Regions from separate parts of the Homo sapiens genome. Here region 2 is linked to region 1. A link is a contact called in ENCODE Hi-C or POLR2A ChIA-PET data. All regions are on one chromosome and are shown on one strand. The core of a region is the stretch at or near the end of the contact, and the rest is flanking DNA. Distances in the headings are between cores, read along the strand shown. Region 1 has its middle 86 kb from the start of LINC02420. Region 2 has its middle 39 kb from the start of IFNG.

Region 1 (6,238 bases), core at 1,780-4,279:
TTGATAGGTCCAAAACTTTGGCTGATGGGGAAATGGGGCTGTCTAGAACGCCAGATACATGTTACAAGGGGAGGGAGGAAAGTAAGTGAGAGCATGTCTTATTCTTCTTCTGAACTGGTGAGGCAGTCATCTTAGCTGTCCATAGTGCTATGGACCACTGGAAAACAGCCCCTTTCTTAATGTCTTGGCCATCAGGAATGGTCATCCATCTGGCAAACATTTGCAGTTTGCCTACCACGTGTTAGATACAGCCTGGGGTGCTGGGGTTGCAGAGTCAAACTCTTAATCTTTTTTCAGAATGAACCTATGGCAGGTGAGAGGGGAAAACAAACCATTTTACCAGCATATGATGGGCACTGTGATGGAGTTATAAATAGGGTCTTGTAGGAGCATAAAAGCAAGGGGCTGCAGACTGCTTGGATGAGACAAGCGAAGGCAGCTCCTGAGCTGAAGTTTGAAAACAAGTAGGCATTACTCAGACTGTCAAAAGGCAGGCATTGGGCAAAAAAGCAAGAGCATATATGTAGTGTAGTGACTGAGGGTGCCTAGTGTATTTAGGGAAACCTTCAAGTAGCTCTGTATGCTGGAAGTTGAGTTTGTGTTGCAAGTGTGGAAGGTGAGAAATTTGCCTAAAATCAACTGATCAGAGGCTGGTGAACACTACAGGGAAAGGATTGGTGACAATTTAGATACATTTCTGAAACTTTTGAATTTCATAAAAGATGACCTCTCAGTGGCATTTTTTTTTTTTCAAGATGGAGTCTAGCTCTGTGGAGTGCAGTGGCGCGATCTTGGCTCACTGCAACCTCCACCTCCCAGGTTCAAGAGATTCTCCTGCCTCAGCTTCCCAAGTAGCTGGAATTACAGGCACCTGCCACCATGCCCAGCTAATTTTTGTATCTTTAGAAGAGGCGGCATTTCACTGTCTTGGCCAGGCTGGTCTCAAACTTCTGACCTTGTGATCCACCCACCTCGGCCTCCCAAAGTGCTGGGATTACAAGCTTGAGCCACTGTGCCCGGCTGACAATCAATTTTATACCGACAACTCTGTTTACTTTTGTATAATCTTACTGATAGGTTAGAACATGGCTATCTCATTGTGATGACAGATTGCAGGAGACAGTTGCTCAAATGATAGTATCGGTCTATCTTGGTCAAGTGTCTTAGCTATATGAATTTATCATTTAACACTAACAATACAAATGTTCAGCTGGTAAATAGCTCAAAGATCGACAGGAAGGTGTCTAAAACTACAGGAGTGTCCAAGCAAGCAAGGTTTCACAGTGAGGGAGGAAGTGGAATGAAAAGGGGGAGATGGCAGACTTGAAAAGAGCCCAAGAGTTTGGTTGTGGGCCAGTGAAGCATTTCAGTTTTCCGGATAGTTATGAAAACTGAAACTATGACTCCAAATGTGGGTTCAAAGGGAGGGTGGGATGCTGAAATATTGTTTTTGCTTTGTGTAGGCAGAGTTCCTGTCTCAAGAAGAGGTTTGGCAGTAACAAAGTTTAGCTATTCTGCTGGCCATCACTCCGGAAAGTGTTCCCACGAAGTGGCTGACTTAAAAAGTAAGCTTGACTAAGTATCATATCACATGAGCAGCACTGGAAAGAGGCAGAGCTGAGGGAAAGAGGGAAGCTTCTGTGTAGACGTCGACTTTACTCTTTGACCACCATACCTTGCCTTTCAGTTTGTGGGTAGCTTAGGAAACCGAAGTCAGACAACATAATTGGCTTTTGGGGGATAAGAATTGTGTCTTTCGGATGTTTCTCATAGTGCTTTACAGGATATACCCTCAAAAGAAGCTGAAAAAATTTTAAAAAGAAAGTCTGACACATTTCAATGCTGTGTTCAAGCCTTCTGTTTTCCAAAAGAGGCCATCAGGTATCACAGCAAATCACTTTTGTGGATTATAAAAGGAAGGTGACTTGCAGCTCTAAAATCTTAAATTCTCTGCTCCATGTTCTGTGTTTTATAAATAAGCATAATTGGTATTCAGAAAAGAAATCTGCAATCTCAGCCTACTTCAGGATGTTGGTGAGTTGACTAAGCTGTAAAACTCCTTAAAAGTCAGGATGTTTGGGCAGAGGAGGGCAAAATGTCTAGACAGAACAGAAGGTTTAAACTGCCCCTGGTGAAATTTAGTGGGAATTGACTTTAGCAGCTCTTCCTCCTGGGTGAATAGCTTGTGATTTGCGACTGTGAAGTGGTTGGACTGAAATGCTTTCTACTCTGAAGTTGTATGACTTTTTTTTTTCACATAGTGAATAGAGATATTGATGGAAAAGACATAACTATCAAGATAAAAGTGTGTTTTAAAATAATACTTTTAAGTATTCGACTGTATTCCTTTGTCCTTATGCAAACTAAACCTTGAGAAACAAAGACTGGTAAGATCTTGTGGAGAGAAAGTCAAATATTCCAATTCATTTGGCTTTGTTTGTGCCATATGTGTAAATAACTCCAACAAGATAGTCTGAGAAATAAGAGTTCATCTGGGAACATTCTTAGTCTTGTTATTAATGTTTTAAAATCCTTAGAACTCTTTTGCCAAATTCTGAGACTTAAAATGCAAAGATAAGGATGATTATTTTCAGAGCCAAGTGTGGAAATTATTCTTCTAGTATCTCTCTGTGTTCATGCGGTGCTATTGACTCTGGCAAAATGGGATCTCATATCTCTTTACTAATGAGAACTCAAATCTTCCCTGGGGACTGGCAACTTTAAAGGCTCATTACTCATATGTTTGATGTTATCTTTTGCTGGCAAATAACTGACGCTAGAGTCTTGAACATTTGCCTTTTAGGTTTGCTGTTTGCCCAACATTATGCTAATTCATCTGAAATGGAACTGTCAGCGGCTGCAGAATGTCTTTACCTTTCTTGAGAATTGAAGAAATTTATCTTCACTGGAAGCCTTAATACTAAGCACCCTTTTTTTTTTTTTTTTTTTTTTTTGGCGTTCTTGGTCTTTTCTTCCAGGAGGTGGCGATAGAACATCATAAATATCAAGGTACAAAATGCATGCGTTTTTGCCCCTCAAAGCCTCCCATTGTGGAGCTTATGACCAGCGTGAGTTACTATTCAAGATTTGAGCCTTGGGTGAGCTCTTTTATTGTAATATTTGACTTCCAAGTCATATCTGAAGAGAGAGCAGAAGTACTTTCAACTCCACTGATCACTTGTTTTTCCACTTAGCTTCTCATTTTCTGAGTTTGTGCTGTTGAGTGCAGGAAATGTTAAATAGGTTGGCCTTCAGTTGAAAGATACTGAGATTTACTAGCGCTGTTGTAGATTGGGCTTTTGAACCTAGAATTATTGCTTTTGGTGTAAACCAACATGACTGCCATGCTGTTTCCTAGACATATGAGGATACTACAGGCTCTATTAGAGACTAATTTTTAAAATAGCCCCTGATATTCCTCAACTCTTTATATTTAGCATTTTGTACACTATTCTCCAAGTTGGCATTTGGCAGCTTTTCCTCCTCTTAAGGCAAAGTTAAAAAAAAAAAAAAAAAAAAAAAGGGACATTTGCCAAGGAACAATTTCACCACAGGAGCTTGGCTGGGAAACGGGAATTTGGTATCTTGCTTGTGCACCTGCCAGTTGATTTCTGATTTCTGTATTAGGGGAGAGAGAAAGTTATTCTGAGGTTTATCATCAACAGCTGCCTAATCTTAATAGGTTTAGCTATCTTTTAGAGTTATCTAATTTGAAAATATCTGCTGTTTGATTACCTTTAATATTTTCCTTTTTAAAAAATTATACTTTAAGTTCTGGGGTACATGTGCACAACGTGCTGGTTTGTTACATAGGTTTACATGTGCCATGTTGGTTTGTTGCACCCATAAACTCATCATTTACATTAGGTATTTCTCTTAATGCTATCCCTCCCCTGGGCCCCTGAATATTTTCTTAAAACAAAAAGTTCCTGGTTTAGCAAGCAAAACTGGGATAGGTATGCAAAAGAGAATCCAATGGAGAGTTGAGCACAAGCAGCTAGAAGAAGAAAATGAATATACAGAGAAGGGAAGTTTGTAAAACTAAGGGTGGGAACTTTCTATAGGGCAGCACAGAATAGTTTTTTATTCACAGAAACTTTAACTATATTGCAGTACTTCGCAATTGAAAAGTGGAAAAGATAAATGCTTCATTCTAGTGCAGTAGTTTTGTAAGGGTTCTTTTTCTAATATGAAGTTTTTTTTTAACATTAATGTCTTCTAAAGTACATCTAGGTGGTCAATAAGTGCTTATTTGATTCATTCCTAATACAAATATTTTTGAGCTCCTACTGTTCACTGGATCGAAATCCTAATAAGTTTGAGTATGCATTTGCTATCTCAAGACGTTTGCTTTCTAATAGGTGGAGATAGACAGTAAGCAATTATTGGTAAGTAATGCTTTCTAAAACATGTAGGTTTTTCAGATTTTGGTAATCACAGCATGAAAGAAAGTCATCAAGGCCAGTTCTATGCAAGGCTGCAAAGCTAGGAAAGTATCAAAACAGCAGATCTCTGGCTTTAAATTCTAGCTTATGATTCATTAACAGTGTGCCCGTGAGCAAATTGCTTAACCTCTCTCAACTTCAGTTTTTTCATGTAAAATGGTAATAATAGTACTTATTGGTGAGTCTGTTATGGGGATTTAATGAAATAATGTAAGAAAAGCATTCAGCATGGCACTCACTTGAGACTCAATAAGTGGTAGCTACTGTGATCATTTCTGCTTGTCTTGCTTCAGCTGGTTTCCTTCCACTGCCAAGGGCTTGGTTCCTTGTGCTTGCTTGTTGCTGCCATTCTAGAGGAACACTCCTCCTGCCTCTTCAACAATACATGCACGCTGTGATGCTTCCTTTAGGTCTGCCGTCTCCAGGGGAATGGGGTTCTATTTCTAGAACTTACTTCAGGCTCCTGATCTCTGCCTGATCCAGTTAGATAACTGAATAGACTAGCCTGTGCCAAAGAGGTCAGCGCTAACCTTCACCCTTTGTTATTTTTGAGACAGAGTCTCGCTCTGTTGCCTAGGCTGGAGTGCAATGGCACGATCTTGGCTCACTGCAAGCTCTGCCTCCAGGGTTCAGGTCATTCTTCTGCCTCAGCTTCCCAAGTAGCTGGGACTACAGGTGCTCGCCACCACGCCTGGCTAATTTTTGTATTTTTAGTAAGAAAGGGGTTTCACCGTGTTAGCCAGGATGGTCTTGATCTCCTGACCTTGTGATCAGCCCGCCTCGGCCTCCCAAAGTGCTGGGATTACAGGCATGAGCCACCGTGCCCGGCCACCTTCATCTTTTACCTTGTTGAAAGAGGGCTGCTGAGACAGCCTGTCAGTGTGCACCATCCTGCATTCTGGCTTTTCTTTCTGAGGAGCGCTGCCTGTGGTCCTTTAACAGTTGCATTTCTGCTTCCAATGGCCGGACAGCCCAGGTATTCATCAAAAAGTGCTTATGAAGGGACTCTTCATTTCTAAATGTTGGGTGGACAGTGGTGGACAAAACAGACACTGGTGTCGCATTGAGCTTGGAGAAAAATGGAGACATAGACATTACACAGACAGACACACAGGGAAAAATATTTACAAATTTGGTAAGTACCACAAAGGAGGTGGTATGAGGAAGAACTAGGAGTCTGATTTAGATCAAGAAAGTGTATTAATTTTCTAGGGCTGCTGTAACAAAGTGCCACAAGCTGGGTGACTTTAACATCAGAAATTTATTGTCTCACAGCTGTGAAGAGTAGACATCTGAGATCAAGATTTTGGCAGGATTAGTTCCTTCTGAGGTCTGTGAGGAAGAATCTGTTCTATGCCTCCCTCCCAGCATCTGGGGGTTTGCTGGCAGCCTCTGGCGTTCCGTGGTTTTTGCTGCATCACCCCAACCTCTGCTTTCATCTTCACATTGTCTTCTCCTTGTGTGCATGTCTGACTTCAAATTTCCTCTTTTTATAAGGACTCCAGTCCTGCTGGACTAGAGGCCCACACTACTTCAGGAAGACCTCATCTAATTAGATCTGCAACAACCCTATTACCAAACAAGTTTACATTCTGAAGTAATGGGGATTAGGACTTTTAACACATGAATTTTTGTGGTTATGCAGTTCAACCCCCTACAGTCAACAGGGAAGAGCTCTCCAAGGAAGAAAAGAAAGGCATTTTAGTGGTAGAAGTGTCTCTTGGGGCTCTACAGTCATTCGGTATAAACAGCTGTTGCTCAGCCCTGTGTGAAGTTGGCCTTGTCACGGTAGC
Region 2 (6,238 bases), core at 1,388-3,887, 760 kb after region 1:
TGGGTTTCCACTTAAAGTCACAGCCACATTAGCCCCCCTAACAAGAGAGTCAATCTGTCCTTTAAAGCTTTGAAACCAGGACTTGACTTCTCCTCTCTGGCTATGAAACTCCTAGATGGCATATTCTTCCAATATAAGGCTATTTCATCTGCATTTAAAATCCATTGTTTAGTGTAGCCACCTTCAACATTGAACTTAGCTACATCTTTTGCATAACTTGCTGCAACCTCTCCATCAGTACATGCAGCTTCACCTTGCACATTTGTGTTATAGAGACAGCTTCTTTCCTTAAATTTCATGAACCGACTTCTGCTTCCTTCAAACATTTCTTCTGTAGCTTCTTCACCTCTCTTAGCCTTCACAGAATTGAAGAGATTTAGGATTTTGCTCTGGTTTAGGCTTTAGCTTAAGAGAATGTTGTGGCTGGTTTGGTCTTCTATCCAGGCTACTGAAACTTTCTTCATAGCAGCAATAAGATAGTTTTACTTTCTTGTCACTAATGTGTTCATTGATGTCACACTTTTAATTTCCTTCAAGAACTTTTCCTTTGCATTCACCACTTGGCTAACTGTTTGGTGCAAGAGGACTGGCTTTCAGACCATCTCGGCTTTGGACATGCCTTTCTCACTAAGCTTAATCATTTCTAGCTTTTGATTTAAAGTGAGAAAACATGTGACTCTTCCTTTCACTTGAACACTTACGGGACATTGTAGGGTGATTAATTGTCCTGCTTTCAATATTGTTGTGTCCCAGAGAATAGGGAGGCTCAAGAAGAGGGAGAAAAACAGGGAACACCTGGTTGGTGGAGCAGTTAGAACACACACAACATTTATCGATTAAGATCTCTGTCTTACAGGGGCACAGATCTCGGCGCCCCAAAACAATTACAATAGTGACATCAAAGATCACTGATCACAGATCACCACAACACATATAATAATAATGAAAAGGTTTGAAACATTATGAGAATTATCAAAATGTGGCACAGAGATACAAAGTGAGCATATGCTGTTGGAAAAACAGAGCCAATAGACCAGGTGGATATAAGGGGTTACCACAAACCTTCAATTAGTAAAAACCACAATATCTGCAAAACACAGGAAAGCGAAGCGCAATAAAACAAAGTATGCCTATACTTACGTGGTTGGCCTCAGTTGTATTACGGGGAATTATGGAAGGGCCTGTGCTACATACAGTTCAGACAAGCTGGAAAACAGGAGGGCAGAGGTCTATTTTCTGAGATCAAGCAGAGGGTATGAGAGTGGTCTCTGGAAGGTGGCAGGGATGATCACAGCAGCCCAGCCCCGAAGGTCATGACAGCGCAGAGGAAGACAGAGACCTGGGGAGTGGAGGAGGGAGGAACAGTGAAACCTGACACTGAGAGCTCTCAGAATACTGAGAGAGCAGTTGAGGTAGGGGGTTCCAGTTTTTAGCATTTGGGCAAGAAAAGGAGGGGAGTACACAATTTCGTAATTTAGGCAATTACAAAATAAATAAATAAATGTCTCTATTCTGTAGTCATGCTGATGAGGCCTGAGACATATGGGTCAAAGCCCTCTGTCTCTAACTGCCCCATCCCTCAGATTGCCAAGAGCAATAGGCTTCTGGAAAAAGATTCAAATGACCTTAAGATAGGGTCAACAAAAGTTGTTACAGATGATTAAATGTATGTCTGAAACACTGATTTATGCCATTGGAGTAATTAACTTACCCTCAGGTATCCCCCCTTCTTAACCATGAAGAGTTCTCAATGGCCCCAGGACCCTGACTTAGGCTATGACTTAAGGGATCCCTGGGTGTTTCCAGAAGCTAGGCCCAGCCCAGCCCAGAGTGTCCCACCCAGACCTGCCTCTTGCCTGCTGGAGAAAGAAGGGTTGTTTGACATATCCCTGAACAGAGATCAGCCACCTGAAAGAATTAAAAAGACTTAAGAATCCATCACGTGTAAAAAGATCGTCGCACCATCTTCCTACACCTAATCACAATTGAGTGCACATTTTCAGATTAAATGGACAAACGCTTGACTTCTATTTCATATATATCCATATACAAAAAAAATCAGAAAGTGGTATAGAAATTGTATTTACTGAACATTAAGCACAACCCATTTATTTCTATTTAAATAGCACCAAAACCTCAGTAACATTTAACAGGTTAACAATATAGACTTGAGTCATATTGAGTCTGACATTGAGTCAGACCTAGATTTATATCATGCTCTGCCACAGATACTCTGGTATCTTTAAGCTAATTACATATCCCCAAGCCTCAGCTGTCCCCAACTGCAAGATGGCCATGATGACAGATGAGAACAGATAACTCAGAGTGTGGCTATGAGAACTAAATGATTTAACGCCTGTAAAACATTTAGAAAAATGCCTAGCATGTGGTAAGTGCTCATTAAACATAGCTATATTTAAATATTTCTAAAATATTGCCAAATCCAGATGCTAATGACTAGGGCATCCTAAAAGACAGATTTAGAAAGGAAATTGCTGTCTATATTCTGAACAGTACAGTAACTGTGTTTTGACTTTGTCATTTGCCACTTCCATCCAGTGCTTTTCTGGTAGCATGCTGGAAAATGAACCACAGCACACTAACACCCACACCCCAGCAGCTCTCTAAATCAGTTGTTCTTAAATGAGTCAGCACACACCCAAGCATCTTGGTCACTAGTCGGATGTACACAGGCTGCAGGTTCCCAAACAGACTTCAGCTGCTGCTCTGAGTAAACATTTTCTGGCAGCACACCAAGGGGGCGGGTGGGGACACAGGTAGGCATCTTCTCGGGTCTAGGTTCAGATTTCATATTGAACTCAAAATGAGCTGATGAGTTCAAGGTCCCTGTTTCTGCTAAAAATAAGCCTACACAGCAAGGGTGTTGCACTAAACAGTTTGCCCAAGCTGCCTGGAGGAAGCATCTTCTGCCCACATTGCGCCTTGGTGTAACCAACATTCAGAGTCCCACAGTTTCATGACCACCAACTTCACACAATTAGCTGAGCTCTATGTAAAACTGTTTCTATCTGTTCCTACCTAGATTTTTCTCCTTGAGACATAACTCTTCTTTTTAAATTGTGAATGAAGATATCTGACGTGAGTGCTGGGAAAGTCATGGCAAAAGGCCTGGGTGGAAAATCAAAATGTCATCATTATATTCTTTGGGTTCATAACATCCGAGGAAATAGGTACCTTATACCTTGATCTTCTTAGAAGTGAAATAAAAATAGCCCATCTACCTCACAGGGATCACAATTTCATGGTCCTTTGTAAAACTTAAAAAAAAGGTGTTAAGTATAAAATCTCAATTAATGGAATACTCAGGCAAGAAAATACCCTGGTTTATGCATTTAAGTCTTTTTCTAGCCTTTTGTCAAAAGCTTTTCTAAAAATACAGTCACCCATTAACTAAGTACATTATGATGACAGTTTTTAGCTTTGAGGATTTGGAAGCTTGAAATCAATCAAGCACATTAAATAGTACATGTCTTTTGATTTGTGGTCAATTACTATTTCAAAATGCAATTCTTAACCTCTGGTCAGTTGCTTTCCAGTTAGGGTTTATATTTTAGCTAAGAAAGTTGTTGTTTCCCAGGAATGAAATTGAGCTCAATCTAGTTTTCCATGCACAAATTATAGTAACAGGAACACCGCCATCCCTAGTTTCTAAGGAAGAGAACCAGGCATCTTAAAAAGTAAGGTCCTAGGCAGGACTATAAAGCAAACAATGATGAAATTAGCTTTAGAATATGTTTGGAAAATTTGGCTTACACTAATAAGGTACTATTTGAAAGAGATAAATGTTAAAGGCCTGCATTAAAGGTTTTAAAAATAATCGATTATGTACATTTCAGATAGAAAGACCCTGGCTTGCCAAGGTTTAAAAAAAAGTCAGAAGATCTTAGATGACCACAAGCTGAAACTGAGCCACCAGCATATATAATATGATTGCTAAAAGCAGCACTTTCCTAGCAGTTCCACTGTAGTGCAACAGACTACCACATCTTAAAGAACATAGACAGATGAGATCTCTCTTCTTTCATTTCTTTACTCAGCCCACTGCTTTCTAAGTTCTGCCCCCACCCATCACCACCACCAACTCTGAAACTGTGACTGCCAAAGGTCACCAAGGACCACAGATTGGCAAATCAGTGGACTCATTTCTGGTCTAAGAACTTGCCATCTTTCAGCATCTGACATCGTTGACTATACACTCTTCCTTTGGCTTCTCTGATGCCACTCTCTTGGTTCCCCTAAACCCCTGGCTAGCCCTTTCCAGTCCCCTCTTATCTTCCTGACTCTCCATGTTACTGTGACTGAAGATCCAGTCCTTACCCCTCTTTGCTCACTCTCCGACACTACTTAGTGATCTTAACTGCTCCCATAACTTCAACTGCCACCTGCAGAAGAAGCCCCAGATCTTTCAGTCTAGTCTGGACCCATCCCTGAGCACCAAACCTATTCTCCCCAACTGTGCTTGGATCTTCTCACTTCTCCTGATCTTGCTTCTCCTCTTCTGCCTGCTTTTATACAGTGCTTTTATATTGCCAAATAACACCACTATCCATCCAGTGGCCTAAGCCAGAACTTCAGGACTTCTTCAATTCTCCCTATCCCTTAGCTGCTATACTGAATCAGTGACAAAAATTTGGCCTCCTTTGCTTATTTTCTATTCACTTCTTCTTCCCAATAGCTCACCTCACACTATAGTTTATCTAAGAGCAGGAAGAACCCCTGGTTCTTGTCCCTGGGGGTGTAGAAAGATTATCTGTTAGGCTGCCTGCCTCAAAGCACATCATCCAATGATTCTTCTGAAAAAGTTCAACTTTCTATATGCTACTATAAAAAAAAACTTTAATAAAAAACTATTTTTAAAGAATGTGAGGCTAATGCTGATAGGAAGTGAAAATAACTTCTTTTCCTTGATGTTAAGGCATCTTGTAGGAATGAACCAATATTAAGAACTTTTTCTCAATAACAAAAGAAGAATGACTATTATTTATTCTTCCAACAAATATTCATTGACTTTTCATTTTGTGCTAGGTGTTCTTATAAGTGCAGGCTGGCCAGGCTGAGGTGGGGTGGGTAATGGATGATAAGCAACTAAAGAAATGAGAACAGAAGCAGAGTATAACAGAGAGTGACTTGGATGCAGCATTGGATTGAATCATCAGGCAAGGTCTTGCTGAAAGGATGCCATGTAAACTGAGACCTGAATGATTAAAAAAAGAGAGAGAGACAGCCATGGGAAGGTCAGGAGGAAGAACATTCCATACCAGGAGAGCTGTTTGTGGTAAGGCCCTAAGTCAGCTGTTTTAAAGGGATAAATGTTAAAGACCTGCATTAAGTTTCTAAAAAAAAATCAATTACATATATTTAGGATAGAAAGACCTCAGTTTGCCTAGGTTTAAAAAAAAAAAAAAACTCAGAAGATCTTAGTTGACCACAAGCTAAAAATAAGTTCTGCCCGTTGAAAAAATGAAAAATAGTCATGCACGGTTAGTGCAGAGTGAGCAAGGGCTGCCATTGGGTCACATACATCCTATCTATTATCAATAAATTTCAAAATAATCCTACAAGAAACATTTCATTATTCCCACTTAGAAGCTAAGAAAATGAAAGTTAAGAGAGATTAGCTTCATATGACGAGGAATAAAAACCACATTTTTCTTTAGGTTTAGTTTATTCATCTATTTCTAGTTCCTTGCAGTGTAACATTAGGCTGTTTATTTGGGATCTTTCTTCTTTTTTAATGTAGATGTTTATTGCTTTAAACTTCCCTCTTGGAACTGTTTTTGCTGCATCCCATAAGTTTTGGTATGTTGTGCTTCCATTTTTATTTGTCTCCAGATTTTTAAAAAATGTCTCTTTTAATTTATTTGTTGATCCATTGGTTATTTAGAAACATGTTGTTTAATTTCCACATATTTGTAAATTTTCCAAAATTCCTCCTATTATTGATTTTTAGTTTCATACCATTGTTGTTGGAAAAGATACTTGATAAGATTTCAATCTTCTTAAATTCGTTAAGACTTGTTCTGTGGTCTAACATATGATCTATCCTGGGGAATGTTGAAGCAAATGTGTATTCTGCTGCTGTTGGATAAAATGTCATGTATATGTCTGTTAGTTCCATTTGGTATATCCAATGTTTCCTTATAGATATTCTGTCAAGATAATCTGTTCATTGTTGAAATCCCCTACTATTATTGTCTTGCAGTCAATCTCTTTCTTC

The links. Hi-C counts contacts between places; a loop is a spot of excess contacts on that map. ChIA-PET counts read pairs that join two places held with the same protein, here RNA polymerase II (POLR2A). Pooled maps may share reads with other maps.
Region 2: a pooled map shows a loop between it and region 1 (2.8-fold over the local background). The contact joins two enhancer-like sites. A Hi-C loop is called at or near these places in 3 of 50 pooled maps. POLR2A ChIA-PET finds 5 or more read pairs at or near these places in 2 of 52 experiments (T-cell and WTC11).

What each region holds. Positions count from the first base shown.
Region 1 is chr12:67,353,047-67,359,284 of GRCh38, forward strand. No RefSeq gene overlaps it. Among named protein-coding and RNA genes, the nearest start is that of LINC02420, 86 kb to the right of the region's middle. Within about 2 kb of position 3,030, at least 2 of the 41 ENCODE cell types and tissues checked have a DNase peak (open chromatin) inside an H3K27ac peak, as active enhancers do.
Region 2 is chr12:68,117,219-68,123,456 of GRCh38, forward strand. No RefSeq gene overlaps it. Among named protein-coding and RNA genes, the nearest start is that of IFNG, 39 kb to the right of the region's middle. Within about 2 kb of position 2,638, at least 2 of the 41 ENCODE cell types and tissues checked have a DNase peak (open chromatin) inside an H3K27ac peak, as active enhancers do.